Regions from separate parts of the Homo sapiens genome. Here region 2 is linked to region 1. The links are chromatin loops, found by intact Hi-C in ENCODE. Cell type or tissue: Calu3. All regions are shown on one strand. Each heading gives the region's core, and the rest is flanking DNA. Links, peaks and the distances in the headings are about the cores only. Region 1 has its middle 30 kb from the start of LINC02869. Region 2 overlaps TGFB2 (transforming growth factor beta 2).

What was found. Peaks named below come from ENCODE experiments on the same cell type or tissue, not always from the same donor. Only the 100,000 strongest peaks of a DNase experiment are listed, where the experiment ranks them.
Region 2: a loop joins it to region 1, with 3 times the contacts of the local background. A loop is called at or near these places in 5 of 110 quality-filtered maps.

What each region holds. Positions count from the first base shown.
Region 1 is chr1:218,476,021-218,483,552 of GRCh38, forward strand. No RefSeq gene overlaps it. Among named protein-coding and RNA genes, the nearest start is that of LINC02869, 30 kb to the right of the region's middle. In Calu3, for the core only: no CTCF peak of the experiment used is centred there; a DNase peak (open chromatin) is centred at 4,253.
Region 2 is chr1:218,393,369-218,400,900 of GRCh38, forward strand. The region is part of intron 1 of TGFB2 (transforming growth factor beta 2); the gene reads left to right. Among named protein-coding and RNA genes, the nearest start is that of TGFB2-OT1, 45 kb to the right of the region's middle. In Calu3, for the core only: no CTCF peak of the experiment used is centred there; a DNase peak (open chromatin) is centred at 4,583.

The DNA of each region.
Region 1 (7,532 bases), core at 3,146-5,645:
CTTCCTATATGTCTTCCAGGGCTTATCTGAAAATTCCACTTGTCTCTGAAAATGAACTTCTTATTCCCAAATACTTAACTTTATTATAATCTCTATACATAGCAAGCATCTATCTGGTGCCTAACAGATCTCTTATTGTACAAAGCTCACACTTCATATATGAGGAACTTACACACTAAGTTGAAGGTGATTATAATAACCTGGTTAAGGAGATAAACAATTCAGTCTTGAAATGTGAAGAACACCCATTAAAAAGATTTTAGGAACATAGACTGTACTTGCCTTCTCAATTTTCCTTAACACATAGAATAAATATTTGATATTGAGTTATTTTGGTATTTTCAGCAACTTTTAAAATTATTTATTAAACTCCTAAATATCATCTTTATAAGATACTGTAGGAAACAAAAATTAGAAAATTCTTGAATACGATTATTATTGGTGTCTATTTTAAAGGCTAGTCATTTGTTAGTTTGAGATTCTGTGTCAACAGATATCAACGTGACGGCTGATCAACATGATGATCCTGTTAGAAAATACCATGAGTCCAGAGACACTTTTGTAATGAGTCATTGCTATTTAGCTTCTTCCACAAATGGTCTTAACTTGAGCAGGACTCTTAAACCAACAAATGTTAGTTGCTAGAAAGGCATTTGGATTTAACAAAGAAGATATTAATTGTTTTGCAGCTTCTATTAGCAGTTCTTTAACCTACAGCATAAAATTTGAAATCTGAAGGGGACTTAGAGACTGAGACAAGTCCTTATCCAGCATGTAACTCCCATCCCAAACTATCTAGAATTGTCTAGCCTCTTTTACTAACTGTTCACTAGAGATAGAATGTGAGCCAAAAAAGCAAACCACATATGTAATTTTAAATTTTCTAGTAGTCATGTTAAATAAGTAATCAGACATAGGTGAAATTGATTTTAATACTATATTTACCTCAATATGTTCAAACGATTACTACTTCAGCATGTGATCATTATAAGAATTAATGAGTGTATTATTTTGTTCTCACGTTGCTATAAAGAACTACCTGAGACTGGGTAATTTTATGAAGAAAAGAGGTTTAATTGACTGGCATTTCTGCAGGCCTAATAGGAAGCATGGTTGGAAGGCCTCGGGAAACATAATCATAGCAGAAGGGGAAGCAAACAGTTCTTTACTATGGCAGAGCAGGAGAGAGAGAGAGATAAGGGGGAGCCACTGCATACTTTTAAACCATCAGATCTCCTGAGAACGAACTCACTGTCACAAGAACAGCATGGGGGAAACTGCCCCCATAATCCAATCACCTCCCACCAGGTCTCGCCCCTGACACATGGGGATTACAATTCCAGATGAGATTTGGTTGGGGACATAGAGCCAAACCATATCAGCAAAGACACTTTTTTTTTTTTTTTTTTTTTTTTTTTTGAGATGGAGTCTCACTCTGTCACCAGGCTGGAGTGCAGTGGTGCGATCTTGGCTCACTGCAACCTCTGCCAACTGGGTTCAAGTGATTCTCCTGCCTCAGCCTCCTGAGTAGCTGGGATTACAGGCACGTGCCACCACGCCCAGCTAATATTTGTATTTTTAGTAGAGACGGGGTTTCACCATGTTGGCCAGGATGGTCTCGATCTCCTGACATCGTGATCTGCCCGCCTTGGACTCCCAAAGTGCTGGGATTACAGGCGTGAGCCACTGTGCCCAGCCATCGGTGAGATACCTTATATTTCTCTTTTTCATACCAAGTCTTCAAAATTCAGAGTGTATTTTACAACTAAAGTACATCTCAATTGGTACCAGCCATAATTCAGGTGCTAACTAGCCATATGTGGTTAGTGGACACTGTACTGGACAAGACAGTTTTATATAGTCACAGAGGAAGAATTCACTCCAGTACTCTCTGATTTTCCTCCAGAAACCCATTACGGTGTTAAACAGTTCTCAATATCGGAAAGTTCTTCCTTGTGTTGCACTAAAGCCTGCATACCATACTTTCCATTTCTACCTTAGTCTTTGTTCTACTTTCTCAATCATATTTTTAATACTACAGAAAATGTCATATTATAATAGCTTTCAGTAGTGGCAGTATATTGTGATATAACTCTCGTTACTTTCAAGTATTCTCTTCTTGAATCTCATTTCACCCTGGCTTACTTTTGAAATTGGAATTTTTAGATCAGCTACAGAATTTTCTACTCAGAGCTATTATACCCATTGCTCCAGAGTGACAAAGCTTCTTTTGGAACAGAATTCTTTCAACTAACTAATCAGGTATCCCTCTCAGCTTATTGTTTTCTATGTATCTATGTAGTCAACACACTGTCAGGATTCTCGTTTAATTCAGTGGTAAACACGTTGACTGAGATAAGGCATAAGACAGAGGAAGAGCCATCCATGGCTCACTCTGAGAATTCTTCTATGTTAAATGCCCTCCATAGTCATCCCACTTAGGATACAGTCATTCGACCAGTTACAAAGTCACCCATGGACTGGTCATCTCAGCCCACATTTCTTCATCTTCTCCACAAGGACATCATGACTCACCTTGTCAACTGTCCTTCCCAAACAGTCAAAGTTCTCAGTTGTCAGAACAGGAAATAAGTTCCTATTTCTTGCTTAATTCGTGAACCTCATGGTGGGCTTGGTCTGGAACCACATTTTTTCTTCTCCAGTGTTCTGTCACCTTTCATATTCTTCATAGTTCCTCAAAACAATTGCTAATGGTTCATGGTTCTCAGCTTTTGGTTTCTTATCTCAGGGATCTTATATAAAATAAATAGTTTTCACTCTATTTCAGCATAAATTATTTTCTATTGATATTTATTCTATGCTTTGGGTATAAAAGTTATTGTCACACATTCTGGTATAGGTTATATGACTATCAGTTTTTAAATAGTTTCCATGGTTAGTTTATGGAAACAGGTGTGTGTGTGTGTATTTTCCTGTCATTGCAAATTTCTACAGTTCGAAGTATCCTGTAATTAGGGTCATGAGAAAGTGTTTATTTCCTGGGTCAGAGGCAGAGAGAAAGCAAACTTTTTGCTATGGAAACCATGATTTCCAAGAGTCTACCAATACCACTTTCTATTTTCTTTATCTTTTTCTCCCCTACCAATTCACTTTTATTGGCAGCACTGGTTGTTCTACTATTCTCTTTCTATTATTCCAACTTGCTGATTCTCTTCAAGTTAAAGAGATGGGCATCAGTTTCTACTAACATGACCAATGGGTCTGAAGCTCTGTCTTTTTGGAAGCACAGAAAATCAACCACTCAGAAGCCCAGTGGAAGAATACAGTCTATTTCTCTAGCTCCTTTTGAAGTCAGGTCTTATGTGTGTCCCAAAGCTGGGTCATTTTGTTAGCTTATTATTGACTATATTGTTTTAATATTCTGCTTTGGTGTGTGTCTCATCTATTGTTTTGTGAACTCCTGGGCTATGTTATGTTAGGGGCTATATTTTTATCAATCTTTGCATTCTCTGTACCCTATGATTACTTAATAAGCACTTCATAAATAATGTGTTATGAGTGAATAAATTAATAAATGAATTGCTTATTTGACACACACACACAGTTTCCACTGGAAAGCTTCCTGTTGTGAAATACTTGTTACTTTGCTTGTCAACCCTATCCAACAATGTTGGATAGCTCTAATGATAGAAAGCTTTTATTTTGTATTAACCTAAATCTTACCCTCAGAACTTCCATTTTCCCATAGAAAACATCTTCTCTTTCCCAAGTATTTATTTTATGTATTAAACTGAAGGCTTCAGGCCTGACAAAGATAGCAATTTTGTTTTCAACAGGAAGTACTGTGCTTATTCCTTTGCTTGTTCAACCATCTTCATTCCAGTGGCATTCCAGTGGCAAGCTTCTGGCATGCCCACCACGCAGGTCATTTAGGGAGAAATCCAAATTCCATTTAGACACATTTTGAACTCCTCTAAATATTGTGCTTTCTCAGGCTTCCAGGGAGCCAGTGTTTATCACTGGATGAATACAGTTACAGAGAGATCAAGGACTTAGTTTATTCTGGGTCACATCCATTATAATGGCATAGTTTAGGCCAAGGAATCCTCTTGTCCCCAACAACTTTCCCAGGTCTAAGACTTACATTTTCTGCTGTGTTGCCCTCCTTTGAGGGATAAACCCATGTGGCCAGGCTGGGACTGCTCTTTCTTTATTCTAGAGCAGCAGGACTGCTTTGCGTAGCTAGCTCTTCCTCTCTCCTACACTCATTGCCAGACAATACAGTATGCAGAACCCAGCATCTGACACTCATACTTGGCTCAGGGCTGGTTTGTGAATCACATGTCAGAGCAGGACTTCAAATCTCATGTCCAACACAAAGAAAGATGACGCCAGTGCTTTGAAATGTCTTTAAACACGAAATATGTCAACTTAGTGACCCCTCAACTCTGTCCCCTCTCTCTCCCTTGCACTTTTTTTCAAGATGTTTAGAAACTGTGTCATCTTTGTTTCTGAAATATTGTTTTAGGATTAAGGTTTGTCAGCATCATGAATCTGCACTAAAAATACTGCAAGGAACATGAGACCATAATTATATCAGCTTTGATCACACTGATTCCACTAATTAAAAATTCCACTGAGAAGAGTGCTGCGGAATCATGTAAACCCTGTGAATTACCTAATAATGATAGAAATATTCAAAGCATTAGTGATTAATGAACAGATGTGAAGAGGCAATACAAGCTTATGGGAAACCATTTCTAATGATGATGTCAGCAAGGAACAATTTGCAGACATAATTACTGAAAAATTATCAGAGACTTCCTTGTCAAGTATTTTGTATGTTTATAAAGCTGTTGGTGACTCATTTTAGAAGTCTGGGAGACTTATTTGATTTGGAATCAGGATTTTATTATAGCTTAGCTGTTATGTAATAGTTTACTCAGACTGATGGGGAGATATTCTTCCATGTCAACATAACTTGTATGGTGTGCAATGAGATTTCCTTGTAGTTATTTCAGCAATTCATATCTGAATGCTTTCCCATATTTTCAGTCCTGAAGTATATTCTCAGTTTGTAAAATGGAGTGCAAGACAGGCTGTGAGATAGATTAATTGTTCAATGATTTATCACGAACTCTAACAGTTTACTACATTGGGACAAAGTTGTTTTGGTTTATAAAGCTGGTAGTGTCATATGGAATGGCTATCTCTGGCATGCCATAAATTCAATATATGAGTGTTTTGCCATACATATGTGTGCTTTACTGTGGTCAGTATCATAATTAGCCAAGCTTTACCCACATGCCCCAAAATTCCAATGCTTGAGAGCAAAGTCATCTGGATACAACTAGTTTTTATGTTGGCTGGGGAACTATTGTTTGATCAACATCTCTAGTTGCTAACTAGCGGTATTTCATTTGGAGTTTCCAAAACACTAATAGCAACCAGATAGATATTGTGTCTGTCCCTTGCCTCAAATTTTAATCATGTTGTTGTCTCCAGAACAATTCCAAAAGAAACATAGCCCGAAAAATGTGGTGCTTTCCAAGAAAGGTTGGGTGTTATCATTGCTCTGAAGGGGACAGTGTGGGGAAATAATTAAATAGGATAAGCAGGGAGGGCTCCCGTATTCCTTTCCTGGCTCTTCAACTGCCTAGCTGCTACTGTACCATTGTTAGTTTTTCTGGTTTCTCTCTAAATAAGTTTCTTTATCTAATGACTAAAGGAAGAAGAATTTAACCATGAGACTACATAATTAGCTTGAGTATTTGCCTACATGGGTTTATATGCAGATATGTGGATCTCATTTAAACACTTTTAAATGAATTTATTTTATTTATGTATTTATGTATTTATTTATTTATTTATTTATCTATTATTTATTTTGAGATGGAGTCTTGCTCTGTCCCCCAGGCTGAAGTGCAGTGGTGCGATCTCGGCTCACTGCAACTTCTGCCTTCTGGGTTCAAGCGATTCTTCTGCCTCAGCCTCCCAAGTAGCTGGGACTACAGGTGCACACCACCACGCTGGGCTAATGTTTGTATTTTTAGTAGAAATGGGGTTTCACCACATTGGCCAGGCTGGTTTCGAACTCCTGACCTCATGATCTGCTTGCCTTGTCCTCCCAAAATGCTGGGATGACAGGTGTGAGCCACTGTGCCTAGTCCGAATTTATTTATTTATTTATTTTATTTTTTGAGATGGAGTCTTGCTCTTTCACCTGGCTGGAATGCAGTGGCATGATCTCAGCTCACTGCAACTTCCGCCTCTGGGGTTCAAGCGATTCCCCTGCCTCAGCCTCCCAAGTAGCTGGGATTACAGGCACGTGACACCACGCCCAGCTATTTTTTTTTTTTTTTTTTTTGTATTTTAGTAAAGATGGGGTTTCACTATGTTGGCCAAGATGGTCTTGATTTCCTGACCTTGTGATCCACCTGACTCAGCCTTCCAAAGTGCTGGGATTACAGGTGTGAGCCACTGCACCCGGCCCCAAATTTATTTTATCACTTTATACTCTATTTGATAGTCATTTCTGTCTATGCTGTATATATTAACACAGAGAGGAGGAAGAGTGGAAGTATGGGATAATGGAAGGTAGAATTTAAAGCAGCAGAAAAAAGAAAGGCACTTTTTCCATTGAATAAATGAAGGTCAATAATATATTTTGGATGATAGGTACATAATTCTTCAACACTAACAACAGAAATGCCTCTGTTTTATAGTAATGAGTAACGAAGAGTATTTTATGATCCAGAAAAGTCACAGTACAAAGGCACTATTTCCTTTTGGCTGGTTTTTAGTTTTCAATCAACAAAGCTTCTATTTTAATTCCTGAAGTACACACTGTGATGCAAGAAGGCCCCAAGAGGAAGAAATTCTGCTTCCTTTTGGCATCTTTTGGAAATTCTTTAACGCAGTGATGCAACTCTATTATTTCATGGTGAACATCTGTAGATCCACGTAATACTTTGTGGCATAAGGCTGAGTGAGAACAAGTGTCCAAGGACCTCTAGTCAGTGTTCCATATACACAGTCAGAAATCAAATGTACTTTGTTGGCCAGGTGCGGTGGCTCACGCCTGTAATCCTAGCATTTTGGGAGGCTGAGGTGGGCTGATCACTTGGGGTCAGGAGTCCGAGACCAGCCTGGCCAACATGGTGAAACCCCGTCTCCACTAACAATACAACAATTAGCTGGGCATGGTGGCGCATGCCTGTAATCCCAGCTACTCGGGAGGCCGAGGCAGGAGAAGTGCTTGAACTCAGGAGGTGGAGATTGCAGTGAGCCATTGCACTCCAACCTGGGCAACAGAGCAGGACTCCATCTCAAAAAAAAACAGGAATAAAGAAATAAAATGTACTTTGTAACTTAGGAGGATGGGCTGGCGAGGTGGATAACAGCATAATCATCAACTTTCAGGAGCTGTTAGAGAATTGAAGTTCAGTCAAGGACAAAAGAGAATAACCAGATTAGTGTTGGAGACAAGAAAGGAGGTTCAGTTTATTGACTGTGTATGAATGCGACTCTGCCTCCCAGTGGTTTTTATTATCCACTTCCATGGATATTTC
Region 2 (7,532 bases), core at 3,060-5,559, 83 kb before region 1:
GATCAAAATAAAATGTGCTTCTAATCTATTAAAAGGTTAAGGATGAGATCCTAAATTTCCAAGTTTAATTCATTAAAGGAATCAACACAGGCCGGCTTCCTTCTACTGATCTTGTTTGAAGCCTTTACTGCATTCTAGAATGGTATATGGTTATCTGTGTCATGGGCTCACTGGCCTCATTAAAAGCCATGAAAGAACCAAAAAGATGACTATTTTGCTCCCTGGATATCACAGCAAACAAAAGCACAGATTGAAGGGAAGTGAGAAAAAGAGGAGAGAAAGAAAATGGAGCAAAGGAAGTAGAAAAGATAGGAAGGGAGAGAGAAAAAGAAAAAAATAAAGTTATCTGCTTTAAGGGATGAGATTATGGCAGAGAAGAGCTGCTTCAGTGGCCTGTTCCAGCTGTGAGGACCACCTGCCCCGATGAGGCCATTGGGAAGGGACATATCACATTCACGGTTTACCTGCCCACAAACGTGGGTGCAGCCATACTCTTCATGCTCATGGGCTCTGAGACTCCTCTACGTTAGGCATCGGCCTCTTTTTTTTTTTTTTTTAGACAGAGCCTTGCTCTGTCGCCCAGGCTGGAGTCCAGTGGCGCAATCTCGGCTCACTGCAAGCTCCACCTCCCGGGTTAACGCCATTCTCCTGCCTCAGCCTCCCGAGTAGCTGGGATTACAGGTGCCCACCACCATGCCTGGCTAATTTTTTTTTGTATTTTTAGTAGAGACGGGGTTTCACTGCGTTAGCCAGGATGGTCTCGATCTCCTGACCTCGTGATCCGCCCGCCTCGGCCTCCCAAAGTGCTTGGATTATAGGCGTAAGCCACCGCACCCGGCCGGCATTGGCCTCTTAACATCAACAGTTGGCCTGCCCTTTCAGCACCCAATGCTTTTACTGCTAACACCCAGTACACCCTACACAAACTGCCTGCACAACCCTGAGCCTGATGAGGAATGTAGAGGAACTGAAGTGAAATAGGTGTCTCCGTGTAGGTGGGGTTTTATGAGGATGATGGAAACTTTGGAATAGAAACTGGAAACCCCATGTCTGACACAGTTCAAGAAAACTAAACACCATGGGCCGGCACCACTGTTATTTTACTTTTTTTTTGCGCAGTGTAAGAAGGAGCCCAAACACTCATGCTGACAGTACGCACAGTCTCAAATAGCAGTTAGATGAAGGCCAAGTCACGTAAGCTGATGCCGACACAATTAGACTCACCATTGCCAACAGCTCGTCAAGTCTGATATCATCCCCCTCTCGGAGACTCTGTCTTTACATAGCAGATGCTCTGGTGCTGTGTTACATGTAATAGGTGGGATGGCCGGAGAGAAAATCAGAAACCACCGCTGATGCGCTGTTTATTTCTTAGTCATTTTATGTTAAATTGCTGTGACTTGAACGTCAGCAGTGTTTGGGATGTGGTAGTGAAATAAAATCCATATCCAGTGTGCCAAGACAAATTTCAGAAAACCCCAAAACACAATTGTCTTGGTTTCTTGCTGGCTGTGTCTGTGCACACACAAATAGTAGCTAGTTTATTGCCCTCCAACCACTCGGTGGGTTGCTTGTCTTGCCACACTCTGGGGAATGGCTAATGAACCCCAAACTACTTCCTTCAAAGCTGGGGATGTCAGGAATGAGGGGCCACTACACATTCATTAAGCATGTCAGAAGTCCACACCAGTCACTGCTGAGCTGCAGGAAAAGTGCAGTCATTTCTGGAAAGGGAAATGAGGGGGTTTGTTCTCTTCATTCTGTGGGCTTGTGAATAAGAGCCAGGGGATACCACTGAGAACAGCAGCACTAGGCACCAATGTATGGGGATCTGAAAGACCCTGGGCAATACTGGTATTAGTAAAGTGCTTCTCACTGGGAAACTTTCACACTGGGTGAGCCCCCAGGTCTCCACATCAGGTGCGTTCTCTTAGGGAGTATCCGTGAAAATACTATGGCCTTGCATTAAAGTTTTTCAAGCTTTACTTCAAGGTCAAACTTATCTCTAGTGGAGGAGGAGCTGCTGCCTTGTTATTTTATTTGTATTTTGTTGCCACCACGCTCCATTGCATGTGTTGGTGTTTCTGCCTGGCGTGGTAGTCATACCTTCAACTCAGGACTCCTTTGCACAGAAGGCAGGATATTATACTGAAAAGCTTTGGATTCAAAGGCTAGCCTCACTTCGACTTTAGCCCAAAGTTATTTTACTTTCCTCACTCTTGATTTATTTTCTTTTCTTTTTCTTTTTTTTTTTTTTTGTTGAGATGGAGTCTCGCTCTGTCGCCCAGGCTGGAGTGCAGTGGCGCAATCTCGGCTCACTGCAAGCTCTGCCTCCTGGGTTCACACCATTCTCCTGCCTCAGCCTCCAGAGTAGCTGGGACTACAGGCGTCTGCCACCACACCTGGCTAATTTTGTTTTGTATTTTTAGTAGAGACGGGATTTCACCATGTTAGCCAGGATGGTCTCGATCTCCTGACCTCGTGATCCACCCACCTCGGCCTCCCAAAGTGCTGGGATTACAGGTGTGAGCCACCGCGCCAGGCCTTGATTTCTTTATCTGTGAAATGGGGATTAAAAAATGGCCTTTGCAGTGATGAAGTTAGTAAAGGTATTATAAAATGAGAAGGGGACATAAAATAGAATTCTGAGCCTGCAGTGAAATCAGGTCATTCTTTTTGGAGTAGGAAAGGTAGGATGGACATTTTTCATTCCTCTCTAGCTAGTTCATGACGCTGAGTAACCAGAAGGGAAGCCTGGTCAAGTGCATTGTGGTTAGACCATCATAGTCTAGGGCAGAAGTTCTCAAACTTGAGTGTAAAAAAGAATTGCCTACTATTCACCCAGTAGATCTAATATGGAACCAAGTAACAAGCATATTAATAAGCCTATCAGGTGATTTTGATGCAGGGGGTGAGTAAACAAATATCTAACTAACATAGTGGAATTTAGGGAAGAAAAACAATTTTTGGAGGCTCCATCGGTGGAGAGCATGATGTAATGGCAGAACTGGAAGTGGGCTGCCAGGCCATCTAGCTCACCCTGCCACCATATTCAGGAAGCCCCACTGCATCTTTTGGGACAGACTGCGCCTTGTGAGTACACAGGTTCTTCCAGGGAGGCCAGTGAGGTGTGATCTCTCACAACCTTGAAAGAGAGTGAGTTGTTTGGTTTCTTTTTTTTTTTTAATCTTCTAAATTTTTAGAAAATTATTTTTATATTGAGTCAAACTGTGGCTCCTTGGCTATATAGAAAGTAAGTCCCTGAAATCTTTGAAATCCCTTGAGATTTGATATCCCTAAGTCTTCCCTTCTTCAGTCTGAGTACTACCAGTTTCTTTCAGTGAGGGGTGCTGATCCTGGCTGTACATTTAAAATCATCTGAGGAACTTAAAACTAAGTCCACCCCAGTCAATTAACTAGACTTTTAGGGACTTCAACCCAGGCATCAAGATTTTCAAGTTCCTCCGTTGATTAAAATGTGCAGTCAAGGCAGACTACTACTGCAAATCATAGAGGAATCCTATTTTTCCAGTTTAAGAGCTTTAGAACTCTTCCTCTTTTCTCTGTCTTACTCTTTTTTTCTAGGTATAAAGCCTGATCCAAAGTTTAGGTGCTTGAGCCAGGTGCAGTGGCTCACGCCTGTAATCCCAGCACTTTGGGAGGCGGAGGCAGTGGATCACCTGAGGTCAGGAGTTTGAGACCAGCCTGGCCAACATGGTGAAATCCCGTCTCTACTAAAAATACAAAAAATTAGCCAGGCGTGGTGGCAGGCGCCTGTAATCCCAGCTACTCAGGAGGCTGAGACAGGTGAGTTGCGTGAACCCAAGAGGCGGAGGTTGCAGTGAGCTGAGATTGCGCCATTACACTCCAGCCTGGGCCACAGAGCAAGACTCCATCTAAAAAAAAAAAAAAAGGCCGGGCGCGGTGGCTTATGCCTGTAATCCCAGCACTTTGGGAGGCTAAGGCAGGCGGATCACGAGGTCAAGAGATTGAGACCATCCTGGCTAACACGGTGAAACCCCGTCTCTACTAAAAAATACAAAAAATTAGCCGGGCATGGTGGTGGGTGCCTGTAGTCCCAGCTACTCGGGAGGCTGAGGCAGGAGAATGGCGTGAACCCGGGAGGCTGAGCTTGCAGTGAGCCGAGATCGCGCCACTGCACTCCAACCTGTGCAACAGAGCGAGACTCCGTCTCAAAAAAAAAAAAAAAAAAAGTTTAGGTGCTCCTTTGTCTTTCTGTATTTCTTTGTAGATTTCTTTTCTTCTGTCGTATATTTCAGCAGTTCTGAAATGTTAGGGTACATAGGAATTGCTCAAGGAGTTTGCTAAAATGCAGACCACCATCCATACTCTTTAAGAAAGACTGTTATATAGGATCCATATATCCACTGCAATGAGCAGGAACCTGTGCTGCTTTGTAAGCCTCGTTTAGCTTTGCCTCTAGGAGGGGGACTAGCTTGGACTTGATGTTGAGGTAATCGGTGAGTACCTCAGGCAGGAGGATAAACAAAACCTCCAGGCCACTACCAATTCCGTTCATACCCACACCTTCTGTGTTTCACTTTGAACTACTGACCTTTCTGGCTTATCTTGGAAAATCCCCCACGAGGACACTGAGACCAGTGCTTGTCTGTCCTTGACAATTGTGGTCAGTGCTGACTCCAAGAAAGCTGATATTAAACACTAAAGCCTCCTTCTTCTTTTCCCCGGACTTTATCAATCTGCTTTTAATTGTTAACTAGGACTGGTTTCACCAGCTAGGAGTCAACCAGTATGTAGTCACACATTGGTTCTCAAACTTTGATGAAATGGTGCCATCAGACTTTCCTGGATGATTCACATTTATCACGGATTCCTAGGCAAGGCTGATGCCGTGGGCTGGGAGCCTCACTTTAAGAACCACTGCTTTAGCAAATACAGCAAATACCTATAGGTTCTTGACCCAAGCATTTCAACATTCACGCACTTTCTTCCTGCCAGTTTTGTGGTGTAACCAATCTAAGAGGGAATAAACAATAGATAGATGGCTGAAGCATTGCCCTCCTGAAGGGCTGAACCCTAGACATCATTGGGGGACTTCTTGCAAGCCTCAAATCTACATTCTGTTTCAGAGCTCATCACATATGAGTGACATTGTAAGACCTTTATTCAGTTTTGTTTTTTTATTAACCTTTAACTTTATTTTGAAATTATTTTATTTTATTTTATTTTATTTATTTATTTTTTATTTTATTTTTTGAGTTGGAGTCTTTCTCCGTCACCAGGCTGGAGTGCAGTGGTGCAATCTCGGCTCGCTGCAACCTCTGCCTCCCGGGTTCAAGCGATTCTCCTATCTCAGCCTCCCGAGTAGCTGGGGCTATAGACGCCTGCCACCACGCCCAGCTAATTTTTGTATTTTTAGTAGAGACGGGGTTTCACCATGTGGCCAGGATGGTCTTGATCTCTTGACCTCGCGATCTGCCTGCCTCAGCCTCCCACAGTGGTGGGATTACAGGCGTGAGCCACTGTGCCTGGATTATTTTAATTTTTTTTAGAGACAGGTCTCACTCTGTTGCCCAGGCTTCAGTGCAGTGACTCAGTCATGGCTCACTGTAGTCTCACCCTCTCAGGCTCAAGTGATCCTCCCACCTCAGCCTCCCAAGTAGGTGGGAGTTACAGGCACATGCCACATCACCCAGCTAATTTTTTATTTTTTAATAGAAATGGGGTCTTGTCTTGCTTTGTTGCCCAGGCTGGTCTCAAACTCCTAGCCTTAACCAATCCTCCCACTTTGGCCTCCCAGAGTGCTGGGATTTTAGGCATGAGCCACTGTGCCAGGCCTGAAACAATTTTAGACTCACAAGAAATTGCAAAAATAGTACAGAGAGTTCCTATATACCCTTCAACAGCTTCTCCTAATGATGATCACAACTGTAGTACGTTTTCAAAGGGGATGGATAACCCATTTACCATGATGTGATTATTAGGCATTGCATGCCTGTATCGAAGTATTTCATGTATCACATGAATATATACACCCTTACTAGGTAGCCACAAAAATTAAAAATTAAAAAAAATTAGTACATATAAAAACCGAAGAAATCCAAGCCTAGTTAATAGTATTGTACCAATGTCAATTAAACTTTTTAATAAAAATAGTCCTAATATGAACATTGTAGTGAAAGGTGAAATTGCTTGATGCAGAGCTGTTTAGTGGAAAGTTAGGATTTCTCTTGTCACCTTTTCTGATGGTCAGGTTTATAGTAAAACAGGTGAAATGTTAAAGGATAGTGGTGGGGAGTCTGTGAGAACTTTGGGGACTGGAATTGCTCCCTACTCAGTGGAAAGGAATTAGAGTATATAGCGTCATGTATAAACTGCCCCAGGACACTTAGCTCCTCCTGTTCTTTCTCTCCTCTTCTAATTTGGTCTGTCAGGCTATCAGAGCACTGTCTCTCGGGGGCATTCATGAAAGGCCCACTGACCACCTGGCAGTTCTGTTACGGTATGGGAAGGGAGGCAGGGAGGAAACTGTGTGGAAATTTGTGCTAGACCCAGCGCTCCAACTTTCCATCTGCTTACTTATAGAATCCTGACAATATGACCCAATACATATGAGGTAGAAAATTATTTACTTCATTATATAGATGAAGAAACAGGCTCAGAAAAGCCAGATAATATCCCTGTTGCCACAAAACTAGGAACTGGTTGATTCAGTTCAACCAGTTCATTCTTAACTGGATTAGAATTCAGATAGCCTTGAAGGTCCTTTAGTACTTAAGAATCCTATAACTATATGAGGCTTCGGCAGGGCTAGCTACAAAATTTGCAGAATCCTTTTTCAATATGAAAATATGGGGTCTCTTGTTCAAAAAAAAAAAGAAAAGGAGTACTATTGAAGATGCTAAAATATAAAACTTTTTCCTTTGTTCCATGGTCTCCCTCTCTCTGTCTCTCTCGCTCTCCAACTGTCACGGTGTTTTTTTATGTGCTGTTTGATATTGTGCTCACTTGGGCATGGGGATGCTCCCAGAGTGACAGGAGACTTTCATGGGGACCTGAGACCCTTGCCCTAAAACTTGGAACATGTAGTCCAGCAGCTGCTGGGGTCCCCCTGCCACAAGCCCACAAGATTGATAACACATTGAGCCAGGTATCTCCCTTCCCATGGGACTGCCACTTCAACCCATAGGGTTGCAAACTCTGCACTGGGATGTGCTTGGTACCTGGATTAAGAGGGTGCATGAAAATCTCAGAAATCACCCATTAAAGAACTCATTCATGTCACCAAAAAGCACCTGTACCCCAAAAAGTATTGAAAACATTTTAAAAAAAGGAGTGGGTGAGAGACGTGCTTCTACTGGGTTGCTCCCTGAACATATTGTGGCACTGCCAGCTTGTGGTGGGGACAGCTGCCACCAGGCTTTTTCCTGAAATGGCATGGGTTGTGTGCCTGACCCCAACTGTCATTGGGTGGAGGAAAACAGTGGCCACTGGGCGGGCCAGGGAAGGCAGGGTGAGATTGGGGACACCAGAAGGCAAGGGGTAGGAGG